Regions from separate parts of the Mus musculus genome. Here region 2 is linked to region 1. A link is a loop called in an ENCODE intact Hi-C map of the cell type or tissue named here. Cell type or tissue: left cerebral cortex. All regions are shown on one strand. Links, peaks and the distances in the headings refer to the core of each region. The heading gives the core; the rest is flanking DNA.

Region 1 (7,930 bases), core at 2,538-5,037:
ACTAAACCCTCAGCCACAGATAGCTGCCATTTCCAGCAATGGGAGCAAGTCTGCCTAGTGCTAGTGCTGAGCTGGGGAAGTAGCTGTGGGCTTCCGCTACGCAAGAAGCTATGTGCAATGGACACACCTCAGGACAGGCACAATGCCCAGCAGCAGAGGCTAACACAAAACAAACCCAAGGGAATTTTCGTAGACTTTGGTCTCATATTGATTTATTTGGGAGTTTTTTTTTTATCTTATTTGTCTTGTATTTGTCTTTTATAGTTTCTGATTTAGTGTTTTGCCTGTTTGTATTAGAGAGAGGGGGGACGGGCATGGAGTTCTTGAGAATTCTCTTGAATGGGTGGGAAGGATCTTGGATGAGTTGGAGAAAGAGGGAGCATGATCAGAATATATCCATGAATTTTTTTTCAATAAAATAAAGTAAATCAAAAATGGGAAAATGTTAATTTAAGTTGAATATACATTCAAGAAAACTTCATACATTCACACAGGTATACGATGTGCTCTTAGAAAGCAAATAGATTGAAATAATTTTTAAAAAATCCGCTAACATGTTATTAATATCAGGACATCAGAGAAGGAGAGGGTTGTGGGTGTGTATCATATGGAAACAGCACCAAGTACTATGGTGACAACTGTCTGCCAGATAGGCCAGGTCACATGTAAGTGTGAATCCCTGAGGTCAGGCTGGGCGGTCCACAGTCAGCAATCCTCACAGAAGTCATTCTCGGAGATAAGATCAGTCTACACAGAACTTAGCTGTGAGGCCAGTCCTGCAAACGGATGTGGGAGAGTGATCTTCACAAGGCATTCCTCGGAGAAAGCCAGTCATGAGGTTTTGAATAACCGTTAAGTTTCAGTAAATGCAGGGAGCTGGGTGAGAGCCTCTTCTCACTCAAAGCATTGTGGCAGGGACAGTGACAATTAACACACACTGAACGCAGGCTGTACACCACCACAGTGACAGTGACTAACACACACTGAACACAGGCTGTACGCCAGACAAGACATATGATGCTTTGCATGGACAAACTTACTTTATGCCACAACAGCCTTTATGATGGTTAACAAAATGGCTAATGAAATAATGTACTGTTAGCAAGTTTGAATATGCAGGAACATCCCCACCACAAAGCATTCTCTCTTACAGTGTCCGAGCAATGATATGACCCTGGTTTAGTACCCCAGGACCTTACCTAACTCACTGGTGGCTACACTCTGTAAGAGAAGATAAGAAAGGATGGTCCGCAACGTTCCCAGCAGTGTTTCTTCCTTCTTCCTTCCGTGCTGAGTAACAGGCAGCACAGGATGAGCCCCACCTCTGATCAGACTCTCCAAGGGCAGCACAGGCCACATAGCCTCCTCATAGGACCTCAAGGCGTTCACATACGAAGGCCAAGCTAAACACCTTGTAGGAAACCTTCTCTAAACTGCTCATATTCTTCAAGAATTTAGACAGTTATAGAAGCCTACTTAGTAGCCCATATAACACCCGTCTTCATTGTATTCTGGCAGGGAGAGACTTGGAAAATCCCACATTTCACTGCAAGTCCCAAGACCGAAGAAAGTAACTGGTAAAGATTCATTTTCCAGGACACTCATTAAAATGCCCAGTAACAGTTCTTAGTGTTGATGAACAAGATAAGACGATGGATGTTAAGGGAAGGTGAGCAGTTGTTCTTAGATATGTACAACAAAGAACACCCACCCCTTCAATTTTCACCTTTCCAGAAGCTACGGAGATCAATAAAGCACCAATCAATTCTTATAAAACAGGAGAAAGGAAAACCTCAAAGTGCCACTTACGAGAATGGGGGTGGTGGTGTAAACAAGTGGAGAGAGAGAAAGAGAGTTTCACATTAAAAGCGGCACTGACTTTGAAATGATTGGTTAACTATTTGCAAGAACAGTTAACCTTAAAAAAAATCACACAGAGAACAGAGCAATATGTGCGAATTAATGAGAATGTTACAACAAAAATAACAATGGAGTAAGTTGACAGAACGTGAGCTACATGTGATTTTTTCAAAGCCATAAAGCAGGATGGCACCACCTCCCAGCTGGATGCTGGGCAGCATATCTCTTTGGCTTGCTCTGTTCTAAGAGTGATTTGTAAGTCCACCCTGTAGAGTTCTGAATCATGATCCGTCTTCCCATGGGAGCTGCAGGGATCTGAGTGGGAATGGCCCCCACTGGCTCATGTATTGGTGGAACTGTTTGGGAAGGATTAGGAGGTGTGGCCTTGTTGGAGGAGGCGTGTCACTGGGGTGGGCTTTGAGCTTTCCAAAGCCCACACCATTCCTAGTTAGCCTCCCTTTCGACATCTCCTGATTGTTGTCTCAAGATGTGAGCTCTCAGCTACTGCTGCAGTGCTGTGCTAGTCTGCCTGCTTCCTCGCTTCTTGCCATGATGACAATGGACTAGACCTCTGAAACTGCAAGCATGCTCCAACTAAATGCTTTCTTTTTGTAAGGTGCCTTGGTCATGGTGTTTTAGGACAGCAACTGGGAAGTAACTAAGATGAGTCTTTCAGCATCCTCTCTACCAAAAATCCCTTTTCCTTAAAGAGTTATCCTTTCTTGGTGCCCTAGACTTTCCTGCTTAGTATACTCTGGCAGTGTTCATGTTACCCAGGTTGAAACCTTTAAAGAAGCTTCACCTGAAGTGTCTGATGGCAAAGGGAGGGCAGAATGATCACTAGAAGGAGGCTCACAGAAGCGAGGGTGATGAGGCACGTTAGGTGAGAAGGTTAGCAGTTACATTTGCAGGCAGCAGCTGGAATGACCTAGCTCACACCACGTTCTGTGACAGGGCTCCTGAGGTGCCTGTCATCTCATTACACATACACACATACACAGTATGGAATTACTTTTCAAATACAGAAAGTGCAAGTGTAAATATGCCTATATGAAAGCATAAGGTCATCTACTGGTAACAGGATGATGCCCACAAGCTTGGAACTTTCACAAACAGAAACAGTAATTCTGAAAAAGATCAAACAACACCTTCTGCGTCCACAAACAGGGCTCAGAAACAGGCCTTATAGGGGATTTTATCTTAATTTAGTCTCTAGCCCTTATTTTAAATGGAGGTAACTTATTCATTTCTAATCTCAAATGGGAAGGGTTTTCTAAATTTTTATTTTAAGCTATTTTAAGTAAATTACTTTAAGCAGTTATTTAAATTGTTATTACACGTCTAGGCTCTGCTATCTATAGACAAACAGGCCCAGAATCATCAAGTTGGGTACATTTGTTACAATCTTTGTTTCTGAAGGTCATGGGCATGAGCTCAGTTCAGAGAATCTGGAGACTGGGACTCAATTGAACCATAGAACCATCTTCCAGCCCAACCTTGACTCACACTCACTGCACGCCCAGCTCTCCCTTGACCTCTCTCACTGCTCTCTGAACCCATAATTCTTTTATCCACTGTCAGCAAGAACCAGGCTGAAATTTAGAACTGAGTGGCCATGGATGGGGTCTGGGCAGAAAAGGTGCCCCATAACGCCACTACCTGCAGCTAGCAGGCAGGAAGGATCAAGTGCCTCTGTCAGACGTACTGGGAAAATGTTAAGTGACACACTGGCAGTGCGAACTTGGGTATCTCTCAGACACGGATATCTACATCAACAGGGCTCTGTGAGGAAGGAGTTACAAGAATCCAGACGATTCACACTGTCATATACTGAATGCTGCCAGCACGTGGAGCCAGGAAGCCAACTCAGAATCCTGAAATGGAGGCTATGATTCACCGGTCAATCCCTCTCTAGCTCTGCAGTCAATTCTTTGGCATCTTGTGGAGTTACAATGGCTACATTTTTAGGCAGCTTCACCAAACAATGATCTTTCCTTTCGTAAAGGTTAAGGGACAAAGAGCAACTTTTTATAGGTGTCAATGGACCAGTCAATCTCCTGTGCTCTCAACTCTGAACACATGCTCAGAGTCCAAAGCTAACACAGGACCTGGCCAACAGATCCGATCACACAGAAACAGCCTCGTGCCTTCGGTTCTGGTTCCATGCCAGAGACATTTCGGTACCTGTTCTCTGGATGTATGCTTTCTCTCTATTCCCTCTGCCCCAAATCTGTCCTTCTCCTCACAGTCGCATATTGTAAGCATCATTAGGATCAACTGCTGCTTTACTGGGTGTCCCTGTCTTTCAGAGCCTTTCCAAACATCATTTTGCTTTTCATAACATCCTTGGGGCAGGTATGTCTGACACAGACTAAGCTAAGTCAGCAGTCTCAAGGTCCACGAGAAGGCAGGTGGCTGCAGCCAGTAGAGTGTCTGTAGCCTGGATAGAGCCCAAATGCACAAGGGCATCAACTAGTCTGGTAGGGAATGGGACTTTCACATGGGTGGTGCCAACTGGCCTTAACTGTCAACTTCATACAGCCCAGTGTCATCTACAGGGAAACCCCAGAGTGAGGAGCTGTTGTTAACAGTTGGTTTATGGCTAGGTCTGAGAGGAATTCTTTTGTCTGACTGATATAGATGGATGCAGTCCACTGTAGCAGTGCCATTCCCCGGTAGGTGGTCTAGGGCTATAAAAGAACAGTAGCTCAGACTGCAAGTTGGCCAACAAGAGTCCTCCATGGCTTCTGCTCTAGGTTCTTGAGTTCCCGACGACTTCCCTCAGGGAGAGACTGATACCTGAGAGTGTTAAACTGAAATAAAACTTTTCCTCCCAGAAGTTCCTTTGTGTTTTATCACAGCAACAGAGACAGAGGCAAACTAGAACAGGAAGTAATTAGACTCCTATAACTGGAAGACGGCCAACAAAAAGGCCATAAAGTTGCCATTAAAAAGCAATGATGTGAAAAACAGGCCAGTCTTGGACTACAGAGGTATCTCTACTCTCCACTGAGTGACTTGGGCAACTACTGAGACTCCATGAAAAGCACGCCTTTAACACAATCCCAGGAGATGAGTCATCTATAAATGAGGCTGAGGGACACTGGGCAGAATCCCCCCAACTGTCAGAAGCCCTTGGCATTCTCAGGCTGCTAATGAGCCCTGCATCTATGTCAAGATGTAGGAACCTGTGCTGCGGAACCTTTCCTGCCCTTGTGTTCCCTTTCAGCTTATGAATTTGTGACACGTGACCTCAAAGACGCTACCTGGCCCTCATCTGTTCTTTCCATGGGCCACTCTGGTCTTCATGGGCCAAAAGAGAAGGCAGAAAAGAACATGATAAAACACTAGAGGAAACAATCTCATGATTCACTTATTCAAAGAAGGCCCCGTTCCATGTGTGGGCTCTGTTCAAGGCAGGAGCTGTAGCAATGGACAGAAGAGCTAAGCTCCCACATTCTGGCCACATGTGCCACTCATGACTTTCACACTTGCTCTTGAGTCTGCCGAGAGCTTCCTCTCACTGTCCTTACAGCCTCTCAGAAACCTGGATGGACCTTCTTCATATCCTGACCTCTCCAGGCTTCTACCCCAATTCTCACCCTCTCTCAGGGGCCGCTATCCACCCTGAGCAGACATGCATCACCTTCTCTGAACTGCTCCCGGCACCGTATGCTTTCCCTCACTCTCACGACCATTTAACGTGTTTACCCAGTTTTTCTTCTGCAGTTAACTTTCTCCTCCCACTAGAAATGACACCCAAGGAGCCCAGGGCATCTGCCTGTTGCCGACTGTGAGTGCGGTGTCTGGCGAACAGCTAGGATGCTTAACACAGATTCTGCATGGTCACCTCACAGGATCAATCAAGTCATTCTGCACACACACACACACACACACACACACACACACACACACACACACAGCTAGGCACTGTTTGTTTTCATTATTTCAGGTCATGCAGCTTCCTGCATAGCCTGGCGTAAGTTCCTTCTCTTGGGTATGAAGTCTGTAAATACCTAACACCCACCGTGTAGACACCCATCCTTTCTTACTGAGTTTGCCTTTGTTAATCTTAAATCCTTTTTTCATGTTAGGTTGAGCTCCTTCTGGTCCTTACACTGAGTCCATGTGCTACAAGATATTTCCCACAGAATCCCTGCCACACACTGCATTCAGCTCTGCGGCGGCTTGCAACATCTAAACAGTTGTATTACACTTGATCTGCAATCACTCCACGTGCAACCTTTTCTACTTTAAAATATGGGTGCAAATATAAACGGAAACACACAAGGAGTTATACTGGAAACCTAAGAAATCCTTCCCAGGCTCTTTCTCAAACATCCTAAAAGTTGGTTCTCAACACAAGGGCACGATCTGCAATGCTTTCAAACAAAAGACATAAAAAACCTAAGCATCTCTTGTGGACAATACATTCAGTGCTTCTCTGACTGTGAAAACATTGGCTAATAAACAAAAGTCAACGAAGTGACGAGAACTGAAGATCCCAGCTCTGCCCGCATCATGAGACCCCAGTCAGCACAGGCTTCCAGGTACGGTAAAGGGTCAAACTCTGATCCATTCACCACACAGGACTGCTCGGAGAGATAAATAAATCAATATTGGAATATTTGTTAAACCAGAGAAACTGCAAATTAACAGTATAGTGGCCAAAAGGTGAAGCCCTGGTAATTATTTCACAATGCACAAGGATGCTTACTACATGTTATTTTGAAGTTTTTATTCATCTATGTATGTGGTTTTGCTTTCTCTCTGTCTGTGTGTGTGTATAAACACAAGCCCAGACGAGCAGGGAGGGGAACCCTGGAGTTTAGTTATAGGCAGTTGTGAGCCACTCATCCGGGTTCCTGGGAACTAAACTTAAGTCCTCTGCAAGAGCAGGCCTGCTGAGCAACTGCTCCAAAGCTTACCCCTTGAACCAAGTCTAGAACATAAGAAGCGAGTTCATACAGACATATTTTGGCATTTACCTTTGATTGTATTGTCCGCAGGTTGACCAGATGGATATCACAAGGTAGAGAGGACTGCAGCAGAGGAAATTCACTCAGCAGCTCAAAGGCAGGGGAGGGGAGCTGGCCACTTAGTACCATGGGGAGAAAGGGATGGTTGAGGAAGGACGAAGTCATGTGGCTGAGGAGGGAAGGGTAGCTGACAGGGCTCTTCTTTTCTTCTTCCTGTCAAGAGAAAGCATAAAAGCTTACACGTTTTATATCTGCAGCACCCATCAAATCAGTTCACTGTCTGACAATGTTTAAATACAAAAATACATGATCACTGTGAGGTATACTTCACAGAAGACCATAACAGAAAATACAGTAGAGTGTCAAGCTCATAGAACACAATCCAACAGTGTTCAATAACTCACACTTTAACCATCTCCTCTACCTAGTTAGCACTGAAGATACTAAAGACAAATTCCACAGTTTTGATAATGAGAAGCTTTTTAGGAAAACTCCCAACAGACCACAAACCCTTCAAAGTACAAGAAACATAATGTCCCATGTCTCACACAATGTCGAATGTCACACCCTCCTCAGGGTTTCACCCACGTACTCTTGAGTTCATTTGACACATTTAACGAGGCATATATGAAACTAAAACTGCATTTCTTTCATAAATGATTTTAAAAAACCCTTTGAAACCTTATCACCTGATGCAATTAAAACCCAACCAAACCAAACCAGTCCACTTCATTGTATTGGCACATGTTTATAACTCCAGCACTGCAAACAGAAATTAGCAGTCTTGGCTAAATACTGAGTTAGAAGCCAGCCTGAGCCACACGAGACTACCTAAAAATATAAACAAAACAAAATTACCAAAAGAATCTGATGTTTTCAAGACATAAAAAACACTGGCAACATATTTAGATCATCTGTGATCTTTGAATTTGGCAAGTTAGCACTAACTTCTTCAGTCTATTTTATTTTAAAACAGGAACCATTCTGTATGTTATTATATAATATATACATTTATATAGTACCCTTTTACTCAGCACAATTTAAAAATACTTCATTCTAATGTATCCTTATGAGGCAACATTTATTTATGT
Region 2 (7,930 bases), core at 2,781-5,280, 120 kb after region 1:
TCAAGAAATGCTGTACTAAATCCACCAGGTACACTAACTGCACGCTGCGCTGAGTATTCACACCTGTAAGTAAGCACATCAGATCACGTGCTCCACTGAAATTACAGCAATTACCCCTTACCTTGGGGTAGGGGGAGGGGGTAACTGACCTCAACAAATAAAAGCCTTCCTGTGAAATAACAGTAATTACAAAAGATAGCAGCTATTTTCATGTCATGTCTGATTCCTTTACATTTCATCCTGGGAAGATACTACGGTCCTAATTCCAGCAGATAAAAACCTCATCTGCCGAAGGATCAAGTAACTTGCCTAACGTCCGTCACCTCGCTCTCCTGTCTGACAGACAGAAGGAACCCCAAAGCTCCCAAGCTGCTGCTCACTACCTCTCTGTGTTAAAGACCCACGTTTTCCAGTGAGCACCCTGCCTTGTTGAAGTGGAATTTCCAGGCATGATTCTCTAATGTCCTATTTTTTTTTAATTTTTTTACACTTATTTTACTTTATAGATATGACTGCTTTGCTCTCATGCCCGTGTGCATACCTCACTCCTGCTGAGGTCCAAAGAGGGTGAGATAGCTCCTAGAACTGACTGGAATTATGAGTGGTTGTGAACCACTCTGTGGGCTTTGGGAATTGACCTTGGGTCCTCTAAGAATGGAAAGTGCCTTAACTTATAACGATCTCTCCAACTTCCCGTGAAAGATTTCACCAGAAGTAAGTAAAGGAAACTATGGGTACCCTAAAATGTGTGGCTATCATTGTTTCCTGCTCTATACATCCTAGCCTGTAATGGTATAAACAGGTAAACTGAGGACATGACATAAAAAGACTACATCATGGTGAAGTCTGAGAGGCATGGGCTCTCCCAGCCTCTCAGCACAGTACGTGGGTGCTGGACGAGCTGGCTGGAGCTCCTGGGCAGGGAAGCCTTTACCTGGGTCATTATGGGAGTGAGGCACCACAAACACTTGCAGGGGCTCATGGTCCCACTCATCCGCTTCATACTTAATGTCAAATCCTTGCTTCCAAACTCCACCATCTGGATTATCAAAAGGAATCAGATCGTAAACATCCAACATCTAAAAATACGAAAGAAAAAAAGTTAAACTTTAACCACTGTTAATTTATACTAAATTCTGGACAACATTCCCTCAAAGATTCTCTTTGCTGTTTTGCTTTGTTTTGTTTTATCAGTATATAAAAACTCTGCAAAATATCAATGGAAACTTTTTAGGCCAAAGGCATTTGATAATCACTCAAAGGCTTGGAAGGCTGTTTGTGCCAAGTAACTACTGGATAAATGAGGCCTCCCCATCTGCTCTGGATAAACATGATTTCAGAATCCCTCCTTCTTTTGCTTTAAGTGGCAGTGTGATTTCAGAAACACAATAAGGCATCCAAAATGGTGGTGCTCAGGAGCAATCAGACAGAGCTGAGAGTGTGAATCGTATCACTAACAAACTAAAACGATGATGACCAAACAAATCATGGCAAAAGGCAATGCTGGAGCCCAGAGCTTAGAAACGTACGGAGTAAAGCAGACCCAGAGGCAAACCTGAAAACAAGGAAACAAACAGGCCACTGATGACCAGCGGCTGCCCGTTACCTGCACATCCCGGGGCTGACTCCCACTCTGTGAAGCAAACAAACAGTCTCTGGGGTCAGCCTGCAGGGCCAACTGTGGCGAGTGGAGGTGGATGGAGCCTTGGCTGGCGTTGCCTGGTGACCCCCGCGGGCCGTCCTCCACAGACTCGCTCAGGTTGATGACTGAGTCTCTGATATTTGAGATGATCTCGTTGTTCTCAGCGAGCAAACGCTCCAAATGGTCAATCTTTTCTTGCAATATTGAAAGCTGGCCCTGAAAGAAGAGGAAGAGGTGGCTATGGGAACCATGACTGCGGGCTCTGCCAAGGCACGCAGGGGACCAGCGGTCACCCTCCTCTGTCCACTTGTATATGCACAAACACACAGCACATGGGCAGCTAGGTCTGAAATACCTTCTTATAGCATAAGACCTTTCTGTAACCACTGTCTTTATCTAATCTTTAAAGTGTAAGACGATGGCCGGGATATTTACAGATGATTTCCTTGTCTCCCCAAATCCAGGCCTAACCGATCTTAGGGCCTCTAGAACCACTACTGCAGATACATGTTATATTCAAGAGTGAAGTTTGAAATTTAAGCAAAATAGACTGGGGTTAATTTGCAGGGTCAAAAACCATACAAGCTGAATGAGAGTGCTCTACCTCCCTTTGTTAACACATACTGAACAATCTAGAAAAAAATCAATTCATCAACTCTTAACTGCCACAGACATAAGCATGCCCTAATAAGCCAGTCAGGGTGCTTTTATTATGCTGTGTGACATGCAGGGCATTTTTGTTTTTAATTGATCCCCACATTAAAAAGCTTGACATCCTTACAACCTTGCTTTCCCAATTCCTGCAGCTAATGGCAGGAAGATCCATCTCTGACTTGTTCAACCCTGGATGCTCAGTTCCAAGTACAGGAAAGATATTCATGCATTTGTAAAATGTTTCTCAATAACTGCTCTGAACTGTAAGTCTAGGGTTGGGAAGAATGCCACACGGTGGGAAGACAAAAATACCTAAGATATATACTGTCATACATGTGTGTGTATGTATGTGTGTGTTTGAATATACAAGATAGCATTATAAGCAACACACATGCATACGCACACACCACAAACATACACTTTAAAATAAAATTAAAAAAAAATCTTTAATAAGTGTAAGAAGAAAGAACCAGAGATATGGCTCTGGTTAACAGCACTATCTACTCTTCCAGACAACCTGGATTTGATTCTCAGCTCTCACATGGTGGCTCACAACCATCTGTAACTCCAGTACCAGGGGACCCAATGGTGGACACCAGAAATGCAAGTGGTATAGACACACGTGCAGTTAAAACACCCATCATAGAATTTGTTCTGTTTTGTTTGGATTTTTTTTTAGACAGGGTTTCTCTGTGTAGCCCTGGCTGTCCTGGAACTCACTCTGTAGACCAGGCTGGCCTTGAACTCAGAAATCCACCTGCCTCTGCCTCCCGAGTGCTGGGATTAAAGGCGTGCACCACCATGCCCAGCTTCTAAGTAATTTTTTAATGAATAACAAAATCTGAAGACCTTACACAAACTTATCTAAATAGAATATTGATGAAAATTGACAACCTGGAGGAAGCAAAAGGAAAGACATAATATCTACAATGGTGCAATTTTGACAAAACATCTAACTAAAACCTACATTGTTTTTAACCTACTGTGAATATTTGTTGGTTTAACAGTGAGTCAAAGATTTAATTATACTCATAAAGTTGGGTAGGCAGATAAAGTGCAAAGAGGACACAGCATAGCCAAGGAGACCTAGGGTCTCAACACAGGACTGACTCTCTGATCATACCTAGAAGAGAGAGAAATCATGTGGGCTCCAGATCACCAGAGCCCTTTAGTGATAAGGTAGCCAGGAGCCTCCAGCCTGCAGCGCAGAACTATAGATGTGGCCCAACACAAAAAGCTTATTTGTTTAAACTGCCTCTAACATGATGAGGTTTCCTGTATGGCTGTTTTTATAACTAGAGTGTACAATTCCAGAGTATAAACATGTAGATTGTAATACCATGGCCATGCCAGTACACTGGAAAAAGGCTGGCCATGCCCGCCATACCAACGAAGGCCACATCAGTGTTGGCTATGAGGGCCAGCAGTTCTGTGCTATGCAAAGACCTAAAGCCCTCTTCTGCTGTGGCTCCCCATGGAACCCGAAAGAATAAAAAGGCTTGAGAGTCAAACGCACGGTGTCTCTGTCCACACTTCCATAGTTACAGGGAACAAATGGGGAGATTCTTCACACATGACCACATCAGAACAGCCTGGAGCTTCCTACAATTGTTCTGACTCATCCTGCTGAGGAGTTCCAGTCTCGAAACCGAAACTCCCTCCAGAGGCCATCGTAGCACCGAGGTCTCAATCAAGCAAGTCCCCATTCTGTGCAGAATCAGACCTTCAGAGCTGTCGCACTATCTCCCTAAAATGAAGCTTTGGTGTGCTCTCAGAGCTTTTAACGATACTATGCGAGGCTGCCTGAGCATGATACACCTCTCCAAGGTTCTCTGTGCTTGGACGAGGTTCCCCCTGGACCCACATCCTTAGCCCAGCTGCCCACTGTAGCTCAACACTCACAGTGAGGAGGGCAAGGAGCAGTCTAGGGAAAGCTTCTGCTATGGGCCTTGCTCCCAAACCCTCCGTGTCAGAGAAAGACTCAGTATAAACATCACCTGCTACGGTTTGGGAAGAGGGAGCCAACAGACATTAAAGGTGGCTTTCACTTTCATGATAGCTCTGAAGATACAATTAACAACCAGTGCCCAGGGTTCTATAGTAACTTAAGTACGGGTAGAAGAGTGTGCCCTGAGGCTCTGTCAGCATTAATGGTCTAATGAAAACCATTTTTAAATTATATTACACACCGGAATAAGGTCTCCCTCCAAACAGCCAAAATCCTTACCATATACCTCATAGGCAAACTCCACCCACATGGCTGGGAGGAAATGGTGTGGCCTGAAGGGATGTACCTGTGGTGTGCATTAAAGAAACAGAAATGATAGATAATGTTTCAATTACGCTGACAGGTCAAAGAATGCTGATAGGAATACTGAAAAAGACAGTTTTCTGTAGGGCAAGAAACCCACTGGTGAGAAAAGCGTGTTATCCTTTGATTTGCTAATCAGTTCTATGGGGAGGCATCTTCAGCCCTGTTCTGCCGGGGAGGGGGAAGAAGGTCATATTTGATTTTTCTCTGCTAGTGGTGAAAGAGAAGAGCTGAGGGAAAAGCTGGCACATATCAAAGACGTTGGGCAGAGCTAATTTAGAGTCTACAACGAGGTAGACCAGGATCGGTGCCCACTCCATCCTAGGAAAGAGATCCATCACTGTCCACAGCCAACTCTTAACACATTACATAATGATCTGCCCCAGGGAGGACACGGGCTGCTGGCGACGAGAGTTACTGTGACCACTCAAGCACGGCTGATTGTGCATCTTCTTCCTTCAGGCTTCACCTGCAAAGAGGGCTGTCTTTCCTTCCACAGCTCAGAGGCCTCACAAGCAGAGGCCAGGGTCCTCCCAATTTCTAAGCCCAAGCCCACCTCTGTCATCTCCTCCGAGGCTTCACTCCTGGGGAAATCCTCTCAAGGCTGCAGGTTCAAACTCCCCATGCCCAGTGGTGTGGCAGTTCTCCTACTCCAACCGACGGGAAGCAGACGGTCTCATAGGCTTATGACATAATGTAGTCTAATATGTTTAAATTTTAAATTAATTTATTATTATGTGTATGAGATTTTTGACGGCATGTATGACTCTGCCCCACATGTGTGTGATGCCCAGGGAAGACAGATGAGGGTATCAGGTTCCCTGGTACTGGAGGTACACATAGCTGAGTCACTGTGTGGGTGCTGAGAGAAGAACCCAGGGTGAGCAGTCTCTCCAGCCCCACTATCTGCATCTTTAAAAGTCAGCCACACCCCTGTGCCTCCCTTAACTACAAGACATGGCTCACCAGGATGCCATTAAACTGGACTCCCAAGGGATCTTGAAAAGGGGCAAAATCCAGCCATCTACTGTACTTCGTAGCTTGGTTAGCTTCTGCTAATCGGTGCTGGGACCCTCCCTTCTTCTATCAAAAGGGACAATCCAAGCATGTCACCCTGAGTAGCATCACAGGACTAGCTCTGTGTCTAGAAGGCATTTTTAAAGAACCTTGGGCCAGTGGGCTGAGTGGGGAAGATCAGCTCTCATGTGGAGCAACATCTGTCACCAAAGGCCTGATGAGGTAAAAAACGTAGACAGAGCAAATCCCTGCTTTGTTATCTAGATAACAGCAACAGATCCTTCAAGCTTTTTATCTCCAGGACTCTCTGCAATGGATTCCCAGCTCGGCCTGAGACTGACAGCAGGGCTTCCCAGCGCCTGGGTCTGTGTGCTTGGAGAGAGCCAGAAAATGTTTCCATGACTCTGTCATCTGCCGGCAGCCCACGCTCCTCGGACACATGAGGATTTGCAAAGCGTGGACTCTGCACTCTTCCTGTCTTACACTCCCAGCTCACTCACAGGCCCATTGCATTCAGATTTTGTCCATCTCACTAAAGACTGCCCACATCAATTCCCCCGATGCATATATGCCCAGCCTGATGCAAAGCATGCTGGGACCTCGTCATCTCCAGGAACACACCACAGAGTGCCCTCATCCTAGAAACTGCAGTGACTGACCTGATTTGCGGTTCCATGTGCCCTTACTTTCTTCCTGTGGCTCCTTCTCTCTCTGACCTCTGAATGTCAGCCTCCGGGTTAGCACCTATAGCTACAACGTCTACGACGTCTCTATACTGGATAAGCTCATCCACTCAGAGGCTTAAATGTCATGTTGTGCTCATGTACATATTCTGCAGAAACCTCTGAAAGGCAAGTCCAGAGCTGCAAGCACCTACTGATTGCTCTATTTGACATCAACCCTACCTGCTGAACACACCCTTCTCCCAGAGCTACAACATTCTCCTATCTCCGGAAAGCAGCTCTGGTCTCCCCAGGCAGCTCCTTCAAAATGTTGGTGTCCTGATTCTTCCTCTGTCCTCAGGATGCCTCCATACCTAATTCCTATCTATCTCCAACATACTTGTTGAATCAATAAACCTCTCTCCCTCCACCCTCCCAACACCCTGACTACAAGGCACTAGTAATTTTCCGAATCAACTCTGTCTCCCTATGTGCATGTTTAGCCATCCATGCCTTGCCCAGATAACAGCCTGCTGTAATATCCACTGTAGCTTCTTACTGCATTTGGAGCATTCTTCATCACAGTCAAAGCACAGAGTGACCCCCTCCGTTAACACCGGGATGCACGCAACAATCTTTCCCAACTTAGCCTTGCCCTAATTGTATCCCAGCTCCAAGTCAGCTCCTTCTTGCCGACTCTCTTGACTTAATGCATATTTTTTTCCCTTTGTACAATGCTTCAACTGTCTCCCTAAAAGATACCTTAAATGCCCTCTCAGCTATTCTATCTAAAATAGCCTTCGGTATAGTACTCTTTCTCCACGTCACTTCATTTTCTCCACAGCATTATCACAATCACCCAGTGGATGACTCATGCGTGACATCCCTCTTTCCCCACTAAGTGGGCAGCTGTTTTGCTCCCCATGCCTGATGGCTGGCACAACACCCGACTCTCAGGAGCATCTCAATTATGCATTACAAGAGAAAACCAAGGAACACATGAAAGGCTGTTGCCCACCATGCTCTAGGACATGAAAGTATTGGGCACATAATCCACAACCCATGATACAAAACACTCATGATCTCTTATGAAAAAAATTAATCTTTGTTGTATCAAAAAATAAATTATAAAGTAAGAAAGAGTAGAAATGTCAGGACTGGGAAGATAGCTCAACAGTTAAGAATGCATGCTGCTCTTATAAGACCTGGGTTCAATTCCCAGCACTGACATCAGGCATCTCACAACTGTCTATAATTCCAGCTCCAGGGGTATCCAACACCTCTGGCCTCTGTGGTACCTGAATTCATGCACACACACAGACATACACACACACTTAAAAAATAATAAAATATTTTTAAAAGAATGGAAAGCCTTCATTAACAGAGTGGACTTTATGGTCCAGTTGAAAACGAGTGTGACCTAGGGTTGGCCACAGGTTGACAATGATGACCTCTGACAAGGACAGTATATGTGGCTCCCTTCTAAGGGCAAAGATTCCTAGTCTGTCCAATTCCACCACAAGCCCTCAGTGTTTGCTCCAACTCGAGAAGCTGGTTTTCACATGCTATGGAGAAACTCAAAACAATGCTTTGTCCCATCTCCACAATACATTTCTCACCTAAGTTTCTAATTAGAAAAAAAAC

Evidence for each region. Peaks named below come from ENCODE experiments on the same cell type or tissue, not always from the same donor. Only the 100,000 strongest peaks of a DNase experiment are listed, where the experiment ranks them.
Region 2: a loop joins it to region 1, with 2.7 times the contacts of the local background. A loop is called at or near these places in 6 of 42 quality-filtered maps.

The regions. Positions count from the first base shown.
Region 1 is chr17:64,739,802-64,747,731 of GRCm38, reverse strand. Man2a1 (mannosidase 2, alpha 1) reads right to left here. Exons shown (of 22, transcript NM_008549.2): 20 at 6,849-7,052. Among named protein-coding and RNA genes, the nearest start is that of Dreh, 23 kb to the left of the region's middle. In left cerebral cortex, for the core only: no CTCF peak of the experiment used is centred there; a DNase peak (open chromatin) is centred at 3,719.
Region 2 is chr17:64,618,456-64,626,385 of GRCm38, reverse strand. Man2a1 (mannosidase 2, alpha 1) reads right to left here. Exons shown (of 22, transcript NM_008549.2): 2 at 1,607-1,858; 3 at 935-1,079. Among named protein-coding and RNA genes, the nearest start is that of Man2a1, 21 kb to the right of the region's middle. In left cerebral cortex, for the core only: a CTCF peak has its summit at 3,933; a DNase peak (open chromatin) is centred at 3,920; H3K27ac peaks cover 653 bases.